2 separate regions of the Homo sapiens genome follow, and region 2 is linked to region 1. The links are chromatin contacts, found by Hi-C in ENCODE. All regions are on one chromosome and are shown on one strand. The core of a region is the stretch at or near the end of the contact, and the rest is flanking DNA. Distances in the headings are between cores, read along the strand shown.

Region 1 (6,559 bases), core at 1,968-4,467:
GTGGCATCTATCACTTACTGATTGTGACAGACCACTGCTGAGTTCTTCACCTGCAACATTTCCTTTTATCTTTCCTAGGAGTCTATGGCCTGAGAAGTGAGGTGGCAAAGATGCTCATACAGCAACTCTAACTGTTTCCAGCCGTTCTAATGCCAACACAGACCCATCTGTCTTCTGGTCTTTTGCTGGTGCCCTCTGTCTACCAAACCTGTGGTACTGCAAGCTCTAAAATAGGCCTCCCTGGGCCAAGAGCAGGGTAAAGAATTACAGAGAATCAGTGGTGGGGCAGAAACAGGGTAGGTGGCAGACAGAAGACAATGAGTAACGTACCTAAGGAAAATTTTAGGAGACAAAGGCTATGTCAAGTGCCTAGCCTAATACAGGACTTTCGCTAAGTAACAAAACTAGGGTTTGAAGCCTGGATCATCTGAATCAAATTATAATCATGCCAATGGAGCATCCCTGCCTTTTAGGAGCCTGCAAAACAGGTTGACATTATCACAAAGCAAATTGTGTGTATAATCAGTATTGTCCTTACACGTATATGAGTAGATAGAACTATTCAGGTGGGGAAGTGTTCTCTCCTCCATTCTGAGATATTCTGAAATGAAAGGTTAATAGTCAGTTATTTTTGGAAAATATGTACACTTTTCACTTCGATATCCACTCAGCAATAAGTACAACCATCAGAATTATGCTTTAGCGATTTGGCTTTTCTCTGCCCCCAGCCATACATTTAACCAAGACCAAAATGTTCACTTTAGTTTCAGAAAGATTTTTTTTCTTTGTAGAACAAAAATGCAAGTGACCTAAAAAGGGAATTGACTTTTAAAAATAATCTTCGTATATCTAAGTTTGAAATGTTTAACTCTAAAGTTCAGCATAGGAATGATACATTATCATTTAGTGTAAGAAATTCATCTTTAAAATAAGTGTGTTATTTTAGCAATTGCAAAGCTTTATCTTTCTGAAGAACAAATTCTCCCCTTCAGAGGCAGGGTTTTAGTATTAAATTGCCTATAAATGTTCAAATGTGACTTGCAGGTCAAAAATCACAGTTTAAGTGGATTTGATGGATTTTCAGACATAGTTTATAATGTGATTTCAGGTCACTACTTGTTCCAATTGAAACATCAAGCTAACAGTTAATAAAAAGTAATGCAGACGCTTGTCCAATCTGATTGCCTGGTGAATTAGGCTCCTTTTGGAAAATATTCTCATACTCATGGAAGCAAACATGAACTGGCTCATTGACGCATTCATGGTTTTCTTTCCATATGTTTGAGTGCCTGCTATGTGACAAGCATTGTGCTTCAAAGATGTTTATATTTTAATTTTGCACTTTGGCACAAGACTGATATAATGGGCATCATTGTTGAGAGTGTCTGTCATTTGACCAGCACTTAATGTATCTTATCTCTAAGCTGTACATCAACCCTATTATATTTTTATTATTATTTCCACTTCATCTTTGTTTAACTGAAGCTCAAAGAAACCAAAAAACTTGATGAACATCACCGAGTTAGTCTGTGGTCAAGTTGTGATTTCAGCTCAAGTGCATGTCAGGGCAAATACAATATTTTTTTTAGACTATGTGTGCACTTATTGTCCCTTCTTGACCATCTCTAGGGTTGTCTATGCTGTCACCTCAGCTGATCACTTGGCAGTAAGAGACATACTGGCTGCTAGTGTTTTAACTTCTGAAAAATCTAATTCTTGAAAACGTGGGGCCAGGTTGAAGAGACAGGGTCTGATTAAGGCAGATGGCTTCTAGGATGTGTGCCATACTGGCTGAGTTATATCATTCTAGGCTACTAGAATGGTTCATCCTGGGGTTTTCAGACTCATGCTGTCTTGCAGACACTGGTTGTTCATTAGGGACCACATTATACATCTCAGGTTCAAGAGAGATGACTCTTCCACAGATCTCTTCTATTGTGGGACGTGGAAGTCTTGCCTGGGTCTAAGGGAATGACCAAATTAGAATAGCAGGATTGAGAAGAAACAATTAAATCTATGGTGTCATGGGACTTGGCAGGACGTAAACATAGGAATTCTAGAATATTTTATCAAAGTAAGAATAACCTCTGTAAGGACAAGGACCTGGTCTCACCAATGAACCGGCAAGAACTAGAGACATAGGCAAGCCCACATTAGGTATTATTTTGTTTTGTTAGGTTTGTTGCTTCAGAGGGAGATTCAAGCTTGGTGCACAGAAACTTCAGGGAAATAATATCCTAGTTTCAAGCTTATTCCTGGACTGCATCTTGGACTTCAGGGTCTCCATTGAAGAGAATACATGAAACTTTGGGAGAGTAGGCCTCTGACATTCTTAGAGTTATTTCCTGGGCCTCTGAGATGTTGCAGGGCTTGTTTTAGGGAGAATGTTTTAGTGAAAAGACTTGAGGTCAGGATGACCTGCTGTGACAATCTTCAAACTTAGGAGTCGTTAAAAGGCTTCTTTGTTGCTTGGTTGGTTGAGGACTTACTGGCCTATGGGATCTGGCTTTTTATGCAAAATCACTAGGGAATTGCAAATTTAGAATTAGAAGGGGGAGATACTTCAAGTGTATCTTCTTTCAGTACTGAGCTTAATATGTAGAGAACCAAGGCAGCCCACTCACTACCAACAAACATCAGATTTCTCTCTTGCCTCAGTCAGTCAGTTGGGAATGAGTCTTGAGGAAATGGATTGGGGGATTGAGGGTTAGAGCCATGGTTTACTGCAGTGGTGTGTAGTGTTCATGAATAGGCCAGCCCTGAATGTATGGTTTCTGTTTAGAAGTTTGTGAGTAGGTATCAGATCCCCATACATAACACTAGTGAAGCTGAGGAACAAAAAATCCAGTTCTTACAGAACTGGGGTATCAAGTAGGTAACTGGCCATGGATGTAAATGCAGGAAGCTGGTTATGAGTAAGCCAAGTACACAGCAAGACTTGTGTTTTACTCAAGCATGGTGACTAGATCCCATCTCAAGCACCTCCTTTGATCAATGAGTAATGGCTTCTCAGAGCACTCTATTGAGAAGTATTCTGAGGCTCCGTATCAGCTAAGTGAGAAAGGATGCTGTGCTTGATTAATAATGTCTGTCATAGTCATGAAGTAAGAGAGGAGTGGTGGCACCTGTACCACATATTTGTTATCCCTATTAAGCTTTGGAGGCACTGCTGTAGGACTCCGAGGGCATCACTGGCCCCAGAGACTGGACAAAATGAACCCAGATAATGTGAATAAAGTAACCCAGCAACCCACTTCTCCGTTGCAGCTGTTTCAAACTATTCCTGTATTTTTCAAGCTCATGAAACTCTGACAATCCTCCATGCTTAAAAGATAACCCCTTTGGCTTTCCTGAAAGGAAGGAAGCCATGTGTCATGAGTTACCCTGTGTCCCTGCCTCCATCACTCAGTGTCTCTTATCTTCCCCCATCTTTCCTCCCGTGTTTTTCCATGACAGAGGATAAAGTGTCCTCCCTCCCCTTCAGGGCAGCTTCTCCATTTTTTTTTTTTTTTTCCAGAGCTTATTACTCATCACTTAAAATAGCTGTTGTGGGGAAATAAGGTTTGCTTGGAAATGCATTCCTGATCCCAAGAGGCCTCTCCCATACCATCCTGCCCTCCCCTGTGACTGTAACTTACCAGTGGGCATGATTTTCACAAATTACTATTTTTCTTTGTTTCAAGTTAATTTTGCTCTGTCATCAAGCTATCAGATTACAGCTCTAATTCTAACTAATTGTGCATGGAATTTGCATGATTTTGTAAAATACAGACAAAGGAAAGTGGAAATTCGGCTTCCTGGTTCCCACCCCTTGCTGAGCATGTCTCACATAGGCCTGATGCTGTTTAATTACATGAGTTGGAGTTCATGGTCAAGTGTAAAGAATGTGGGTATAATGTTGCCATCTAATAGTTCAAAGGAAATACAGCTTAGATCTGTTATTAAAATTGTGTTCTGATGTATTTGAAGTGTTAACATCTATGCTGAGAACGAGGTCTTGAATATTATATTTTCAGTTTATATTTGAAGTTGAGATTTTGGATTGTGTTTACGTTTTCTGAACTTGCTTTCTTCCTTAGTTGACCTTATGCAGGGAACAACTTATTAATATTTAAGTACTAATCCCAGTACTGCCTTCCATCAAAAGCAACCCACATATCTCATTAGCAACTCACATTAGTATTGATTAAAAAATTTTCTTGCTTACTTTTATAATCTTTATTTAGCTGAGTTGTACAGTATTTGTGATATTTCTATCATCATATATCATCAGTGGAAATATATTTTTTTCATATTTTATATGTATACATGCATTAGTTTTTATACTGTAAGTTGCTCACCTGAAAGTGGTTTTTAAAAATCATAAGTATTCACAAAGAGGGAAGTAAAAGGTTCAATATCTAAAATCATCCTTTTTAAAGGAACATGACATTCTCCTAAAACAATAGAAAGTATACTCATTGCATATTTCTTTAAGACAGGGAAAAGGAAACAGTTCTGTTTTTTAAAGATGTGGAGAGAGACAGGGAGCAAGAAAGAACAGAGCCAAAAACTACTTCTATTTTTAAGAAAAGAGGGAGAAATTGAATATGCTTTTTACAAGGAGAAGACACAGTATACAGTGGTATGTGTCAGACTTTCAGTAAAAGCAAGCTTCTTTACTCATATCTAATAAATAATAGACCAGAAAAAAAAGGGCCTGGTCATCTTATTTTATAATGAAATGATAAAATGCAGATAAACTGAACCTCTGAGTCAAAAATGTATTGGGTTCAAAGGCCATTTTTAGGATAGCTTTGACCTTTCCATAAAGTGTGAAAGGTTCCTGTCTCCCATAAAGTTGTGACCTTAAAGAGCAAGATGTATTCATTGTGTTTTTAATTTTTTATTTATTTATTTATGTTTGAGACAGGAGTCTCTCTCTGTCGCCCAGGTTGGAGTGCAGTGGTGTGATCTCGGCTCACTGCAAACTCCGCCTCCTGGGTTCACGCCATTCTCCTGTCTCAGCCTACCGAGTAGCTGGGACTACAGGCGCCTGCCACCACGCCCAGCTAATTTTTTGTATTTTTGGTAGAGATGGGGTTTCACGTGTTAGCCAGGATGGTCTCGATCTCCTGACCTCATGGTCCGCCCACCTCGGCCTCCCAAAGTTCAGGGATTACAGGCGTAAGCCACCGTGCCCGGCCTCATTGTTTAAAAAAGTTATAAAAGAAATAGAGAGTGCTCTGACCCATCAGATGTGTAGTTGTGGTGTCTGTCACACAGAATTCTGTCAAGAAAATAGCTAGCGAGTCTTGAACATAAGGCATTCTGAGGCCAACATCCCCTTTTGATTTCTAAAGGACTTATTGTTACTTCTGGTTTTACAAATTGCAAATTAGGGTCTTAAAAATTTTAGTATTTGATGTTAGTTCACTGAACTCTCTTGTCAGCCAATTCATAAGGAGAATTTACTGCCTACCATGTATCTGACAATGAAATGGAGAACCGGTAGAAACAGCCCTTAGTCTCAGTGTTGAGATGAGTGAGTGTTCATTTAGAATGCATTTCACCAGTACTTCTTCAGTTTGATTGTTAACCCATTTGGTTTCTAAGTCTTAGGAGATATGCAAATGCTGAAGTCCTCAATGTTCTAATGCGGTAAATAGATTTTTTTTTCTTTGTTGTTATGTGAGACACCTTAAGTATAGATTGGTGTTAAAACAAGTTTATAATAATGCTATTGATGTGTAAAAACAAGCTTTCTAAATGAAAATCAATACCTGGGACAGCTTATAAACTATTCTTCATAATCCCTTTGGGTGGAATTCACAGAGTGGTTGTTTCTTTTTGGTTTAAATGCTAAATCTGGCCATCTTTGGTTATCAAATGGAATTTGATGATCCAAAATGTATTTACCACATTTGTTGGATCTACTTATGAATCTTTGGAAAAACTAATTGTAGTAAAATGGGAAAAGGCTGGGACTTGTCATCTGGGTGAACCTGAACACGGTAAAACCTCCCTGTAGAAAACCTAATATTTGTAATCTGTAAAATGGAATTGAAATTATATATATATTTAAATATATAAATTATATATAATTATTATTATATAATTAATATTATATAATTATATATAATATAAATTATAAATAAATTATAAATATATAAATGTATAAATTATAAATTATATATAATAATTATATAGTTATTATATATAATTTATATAAATACAAATATATAATATATATAATTTAGGTAAATATACATATAATATATTTATATTTATATAAAATTATAAATAAATTATAAATATATAAATGTATAAATATATAAATTATAAATTATAAATATATAAATAAATTTTATATAACATAAATTATAAATATATAAATATATAAATAAATTTTATATAATATAAATTATAAATATATTATATATAATTTATATTATATGTAATTAAATATATTATATAATTATTTAATTATATATTATATATAATTTATATTTTATATAATTAAATATATTATATATTTAATTATATAAGTATATTATATATAATTTATATTTTATATAAT
Region 2 (6,559 bases), core at 1,211-3,710, 370 kb after region 1:
AGAGAAAAAGAGGCAAAAGAATAGCCAAAGAAATAATGGCCAAAGCTCTCCATATTTGGTAAGATGTAAAAATCCACACATATAAGAAGCTCAATGAATCCCGAGAAGGATCGACACAAAGAGACTCACGGTGAGACACATTATAACCAAACTGTTAAACACTAGAAACAAAGAAACTCTGAAAAGCAACAAGGGAGCAGTGACTTGTGTCCAAGAGATGCTCAACAAGATTAAAAGCAGATTTCTCATTCCATGGAAGCCAGAGAGAGCAAAATGATATATTTAAAGTACTCAAATGAAAAGACAGAAACAACAACAATCAACCAAGAATTCTATATCTGACAAAATTATCCCTCAAAAATGGAGAAATTAAGACATTTACAGATGGACAAAATCTGAGGAAGTTAATAGTAGACCTGCCCTATAGGAAATGTTAAACAGAATTATTCAGGCTAAAATGACAGTAAGTTGAAGTCATATGTAGAAATAATGAACTCTGGTGAAGGTAAATGCATAGGTAAATGTAAAAGCCAGTATTATTTTATCTTTGGTTAATAACTCCTCTTTTGATTTCTTATATGATTTAAAAGGCAAATGCACAAAAAGTATAAATATATGGTTAATTGCCTCACAGTGCATAAAGATGTAATTTGTAACAATAACAACATAAAGCAGGCAAAAGCTGCATTTGGACACTCTTTTTATCTATTGAAGCTAAATTGATATCAATTCAAAATAGATTACTGTAAATTTAGGATGCTAATTATAATTCCCACAGTAACCACTGAGAAAATATCTTTAAAAAACACACAAAAAGAAATAAGGAAGAAGTAATAATGGCACACTAAAAAAAAAAAAAGTCAGTTAACCCCAAAAGAAAGCAATAATGAAGGAAATAAGGAACAAAAAAAGTATAACATATACAGAAAACAAATAGCAAAATGACAGAATTAAGAACTTCCTTATCAGTAATTATTTTAAATGCTCATGGATAAAATTTTCCCAAAGGCAGAAATGGTCAGACAGATAAAAACACGATTCCAGAGATTACTTTAGATCTAAAGATAAATGTGGGTTCAAAGCAAAAATATGGATAAAGATATTCCATGCAAGTAGTAACCAAAAGAAAGCCAGGGTGGCTCTACTAATATCAGGCAAAATGATCTTTTAGTCAAAAGCTATTAAAAGAGAGAAAGAAGGACATTAAATATTAATAAAAGAGTCTATTCTTTAAGAAGCCATAGCATTTATAAACATATAGGCAACAAACAACAGAGCCAAAAGATATGAAGCAAACACTGATGGACTTCAAGGGAGAAATAGATAGTTCTACAGTAACTATTAGAGATTTAAATATCCCACTTTCAGTAATGGATAGAACACTGAAATGGAGACCAAGAAGGACATAGAGAACTTGAATAGCACCATACACCAACTAGACCTGACAGAGATTTTGAACACTCCATTCCACAACAGCTGAATACACATTCTTCTCAATTTCTTCTGGGCCTGTTTCCAGAATAGACCATACGGTAGGCCACAAAAACAATTTTCAATTAATTTGAAAAGACTGAAATCATGTAAGTGATCTTCTCTGACCACAATGACATGAAGTTAGAAACCAATAACAACAACAACAAAAAATACTGGAAAGTCCACAAATATGTGAAAAATAAAATTAAATAACACACTCTTTAATACCAATAAACCAAAGAAGAAATCACTCTGGTAAATTGCAAAATTCCTAAACATGAATGAAAATAAAAACACACATACACAAACTTACAGGATGCAGAAAAAGCAGTGCTCAGAGGGTGACTTATAGCTGTAAATGCCAACATTAAAAATAAAGATCTCAAATCAATAATCCAATTTTGCACTTTAAGAAAGTAGAAAACAATAAGCAAACTAAGCCCAAGGCTTGTATTAAAAAAGGAAATAATAATTATTAGAGCAGAGATAAATGAAATAGAGGATAGAAAAACATCAGAGTAAACCTGGAGGACCTTGACTAATTCCCCTGACTAAACGAAAATGGTGATATTTCTATAGACCTACAACAAAAATATCATAAGAGAATATTCGAACTATTACAGAACAGAGATAAAATTGACAAGTCTCTAGAAACATACAATGTAGCAAAACTGACTCAAGAAGAAACATTAGTATTAGTGTTCTCCAGTGAAACAGAGCTAAGAAGATATCTATATCTCTGTCCATCCATCTAATCTATCTATCTATCTATCTATCTATCTATCTATCTATCTATCTGTCTATCTATCTCTATCAAGATATTTATTATAAAGAATTGGTTCACTTGATAATGGAGGCTGAAAAGATCCAAGATCTGGAGAACCAAAAAAGTTGAGAATATAAGTTCCAGTCCAATGGCTTTTTGAGTCTGGCAGGCTTCAGACTCAAAAACAACCAGTGTTTCAGTTTGAGTCTAAAGGCAGAAAAATAGCAATGTTTCAGCTAAAGGTAGTCAAGCAGAAGGGTTTCTTTTTATTTAGTTTTTTTTGTACTGTTGAGGTTTTCAGTTAACTGGTTGAAGCCCAAGCACATTAGGGAGGAAGGACAGTCTGCATTACTCAGTCTACTAATTCAAATGTTAATCTCATCCAGAGACACTGTTACAAAAACACCCAGAATGATGTTTGGCCAAATGTCTGGGACCAGTCAAGCTGATACATAAAATTAGCCATCAGAGATATAGTTAATAAAACTAAAAGTTAGATCCTTGAAAAGATCAACAAAATTGTCAAATCTTTAGCAAGACGAAGAAAAAAACAGAAGTTGCACTTAATTGAAATCAGAAGAAAACAGAAGTTGCACTTAACTGAAATCAGAAAAAAATAGAAGTTGCACTTAACTAAAATCAGAAATGAAAGTGGTGACATTTCTATAGACCTTCTACCACGAAAAGATCATAAGAGAATATTTGAACTATTGTATGCTAACAAATTACAAAACATGGATGAAATTGACAATTCTCTAGAAGCATACAAGGTAGCAAAACTGACTCATGAAGAAACAAAATTTGAACAGATTTATATAACAAGAAATTATATCAGTAATTAAACACTTCCCAACAAAGAAAAGCCTAAGACCAGATGGTTTTACTGGTGAATCTACTCAACATTTAAGCAATTAACAGCAATCCTTCTCAAACTTTTCCAAAAAATGGAAGAGGGAACATGTTCTAACTCATTCTATGTGGCCAGCTTATCCTGATACCAAAGCCAGACAAAGACATCACTAGAAATAAGAAAATTATGGACCAAAATCCCTTATGATTATAGATGAAGAAATCCTCAAGAAATACTAGCAAACTCAATTTAATAGCATATTAAAAGGATTATACATTATAACTAAATGGGATTTATCACAGAAATGCCAGAGTCATTCAATAAGATAACAGCAATCAATGTAATACACCATATTAATAGAACAAAGGAAAAAATAATTATCTTAACCAGTGCAGAAAAAGAATTTGACACAATCCAAAACCTTTCATGAGAAAAATACTCAAAAACTAGAAATGGGAGAAACTTTCTCAACATGTTAAAGGACATTTATGAAAACCTGATGATTAATACCATGGTCAATGGTGAAAGACTGAAACCTTTCTCTTTAAAATTAAGAACAAGACAAGGATGTTTGCTTTCAATATTGCTGTTCAACATTGTACTAAAAGTTCCAGACAGAGGATGTAGGCAAGAAAAAATAAGGAGCATTAAAATTGGAAAGGAAGAAGTAAAACTATTTCTAATGGCAGATAACATGATTCTCTATATTAAAAATTCCAAAAATCCACAAAAAGAGAAAACTGCTAGTGTTAGTAAACAAAGTCAGCAAAGTTGCAGGGCACAACATCAATACACACAAATCAGTTGCTTCTATATACCAGTAATTAACAAACTGAAAAGAAAATTAAGAATATACTTTTCTTTAGAATAAGAGCAAAGGAATAATATATGCAGGAATAAATTTAAATAATAAATGAATTGTACACTTAAAACAATAAAACATTGCTGAAAGTAATTCAAGAAGCTATAAATAAATGGAAGGCATCTAATGCTTATGAATTAGAAGACTTAAAATTGTTAAGATGGCAAAAATACCCAATGCTATGTATAGATTCTATGAAATCCCTCTCACAATTCCAATTGTCCTTTTTTGCAGAAATGAGAAAGTCACCTACTAGAATAGCATTAATCCAAAATCTGAAAATAGCAAGTGTTGGTGAAGATGTGGAGAAACTGGAACCTTTATGCAATGCTAATGGGAATGTAAAATGGTACAGCCTCCGTAGGAAACAGTTTGGCAGTTCCTTAAAAGGCTAAATATAGAATTACATCATCCCCTAGAATTTTCACTTCTAGGTAAATACCCCAAAGAGTGAACAACAGGAACTCAATCAATACATGTGCATTGAAGCACTACGCACAATAGCCAAACTGTGGAAATGCATGAATGGAGAAATTAATTGTGGTATACAATGGAATATTTTTTAGCCATAAAAAGGAATGAAATACTGAACATGCTATACTGTGGGTGAACCTCAAAAAAGTTATGCTAAGTGAATGAAGCCAGACACAATAGGTCCCATATTGTATAATCTCAATTATATGAAATATCTAGAATTGGTAAATCCATAGTTATAGAAATTAGTTTTTTCATTGCCAGGGGGCTGTAATCCCAGCACTTTGGGAGACCGAGGTGGGCGGATCACCTCAGGTCAGGAGTTCGAGACCAGCCTGGCCAACATGGTGAAACCCCATCTCTACTAAAAATAAATTGCTGAGCGTGGTGACTCATGCCTGTAATCCCAGCTAATCAGGAAGCTGAGGCAGGAGAATCGCTTGAACCCAAGAGGTGGAGGTTGCGGTGAGCCAAGATTTTGCCACTGCACTCCAGCCTGGCAACAGGGCAAGACTCCATCTCAAAAAAAACAAAACAAAACAAAAAACATTGTCAGGGGTTTAGAGGAGGGGGAAATAGCTAATGAAATTATTACTTATTGAGTAAGGAATTCCCTTTGGGGTGACAAAAATGTTTTGGAACTAGATAGATGTTCACATAGTTGCACACATTTTGAGTATACTAAACGCCATTGAATCCTTCACTCAAAATGGTTAATTCATGTTCTTGAATTTATCTGAATTGATACAAAAGTAAACACAATACATGTCTTCTTTACTTCAGCTTCTGTTTACCAGACTACTTGGTGAGAGGAAATAGATTCTTAGAGTCTGACAGACCTGGGTTCAAATTCCTCATTCATTCATTTTATCCATTTGATAAGTTAAGATATAAATATCACCACAACAAATTGTTGTAGGGATTAAATAAGATAAACAGGTGCATTAATGAAGGGTAAGTAATACTAGCTTCAATTGCTAGTGTTTCTTTCTAATGCAGCAGTCCATTGTGGGTATTCCTGAGTAGGGAAACATTATCTATGGTCATCAGGCACTTACTCCTTAGGTCCCTGTAGTATTCTTCTATCAACCAGCAAGCAGAGAAAGACATGGTAGATCTCTTATGGAAAGTTGTTATGAGATGGTACTGGATAATGGAATACATCACTTCTTTTCAAACTCCACTGATGGTAACTCAGTGTCATTGCCCTGCCTAGCCACAGCAGAGGCTGAGACATGTAGACTGTGTTTCAGGAAGAAGAAAAAGATTTGGGTGAGGAAAAAAACAACTCTTGAGGTATCGTACTTGTATGAAGCTTCTTGTTCAGTTTGTGATAAGCACTTAATAAATATGAACTCTCTTCTTTGTGGGTAAGTGAGAATCCCTGGCAGCTTCTGCAAAGTTGTTTCAAAATGCATGCCATCCTGATGACAGGCCACTCGTTGTGGCCTTATGGCAAAGTCAGTTGATAGGGCTGCCAGGCAGACAGTGAGCAGAATTCTTTCTGGACTCTGTTCCTGCTTGTTCTTTTTTTCTTTTGTGTTTTGGAACTTCCCTTGACTTTGGTCCCATTTAGTTTCCCAATGTCTAACTTGCATTTACCCTTCTTTCACAGCTTGCTCACCTTTAGCTTCTATCTGACTAGGTCTTTGTGTTTTCATTTTGCCCTCTCAACAAACTATTTCTAGTCCTTAGCTCAGTAGCTTCACTGAGCAGGCCCATAAACTCCCTTTTGCCATTTCCACTTCCCAGTCATATCTTGAAGACTTCCAACTTAAACACATTAATTTATGCTTGGGATGATTGTTAAAATTTCTCTATTCCTACATCTTGTAATTAGCTTAGCTGATTTTTAAAACAAATCCTCTAAGAATTATTTTTATGAAGGCCATCTGGTAAAACAAATTAATCTCCAAGGAATGTTAATCAGACTAATTGCTAATTAGGTGTCCTCCTTGATTCTATTAGTTATAGATTGGAAAGTGTTTGTCATATACATTAATTTTTGCAAAGATAGTGAGAAAACATTATTTTTTGCCCTGCAAGAGAACAAGTGAATCCATTTGCATGTATAATGTATGTGTGTGGTGATATTAAAAGATATCCATTTTTTGTTGTTGTTGTTTTTTTGAGA

What was found. A loop is a pair of places that touch in the nucleus more often than their neighbours do. Pooled maps may share reads with other maps.
Region 2: a loop to region 1 is called in a pooled map, with 7 times the contacts of the local background. The contact joins two enhancer-like sites. A Hi-C loop is called at or near these places in 3 of 37 single-sample maps with no recorded cell type and 2 of 50 pooled maps.

The regions. Positions count from the first base shown.
Region 1 is chr20:14,948,419-14,954,977 of GRCh38, forward strand. The region is part of intron 5 of MACROD2 (mono-ADP ribosylhydrolase 2); the gene reads left to right. Among named protein-coding and RNA genes, the nearest start is that of MACROD2-AS1, 22 kb to the left of the region's middle. Within about 2 kb of position 3,218, at least 3 of the 41 ENCODE cell types and tissues checked have a DNase peak (open chromatin) inside an H3K27ac peak, as active enhancers do.
Region 2 is chr20:15,315,256-15,321,814 of GRCh38, forward strand. All of the region lies in intron 6 of MACROD2 (mono-ADP ribosylhydrolase 2), which reads left to right. Among named protein-coding and RNA genes, the nearest start is that of MACROD2-AS1, 390 kb to the left of the region's middle. Within about 2 kb of position 2,461, at least 2 of the 41 ENCODE cell types and tissues checked have a DNase peak (open chromatin) inside an H3K27ac peak, as active enhancers do.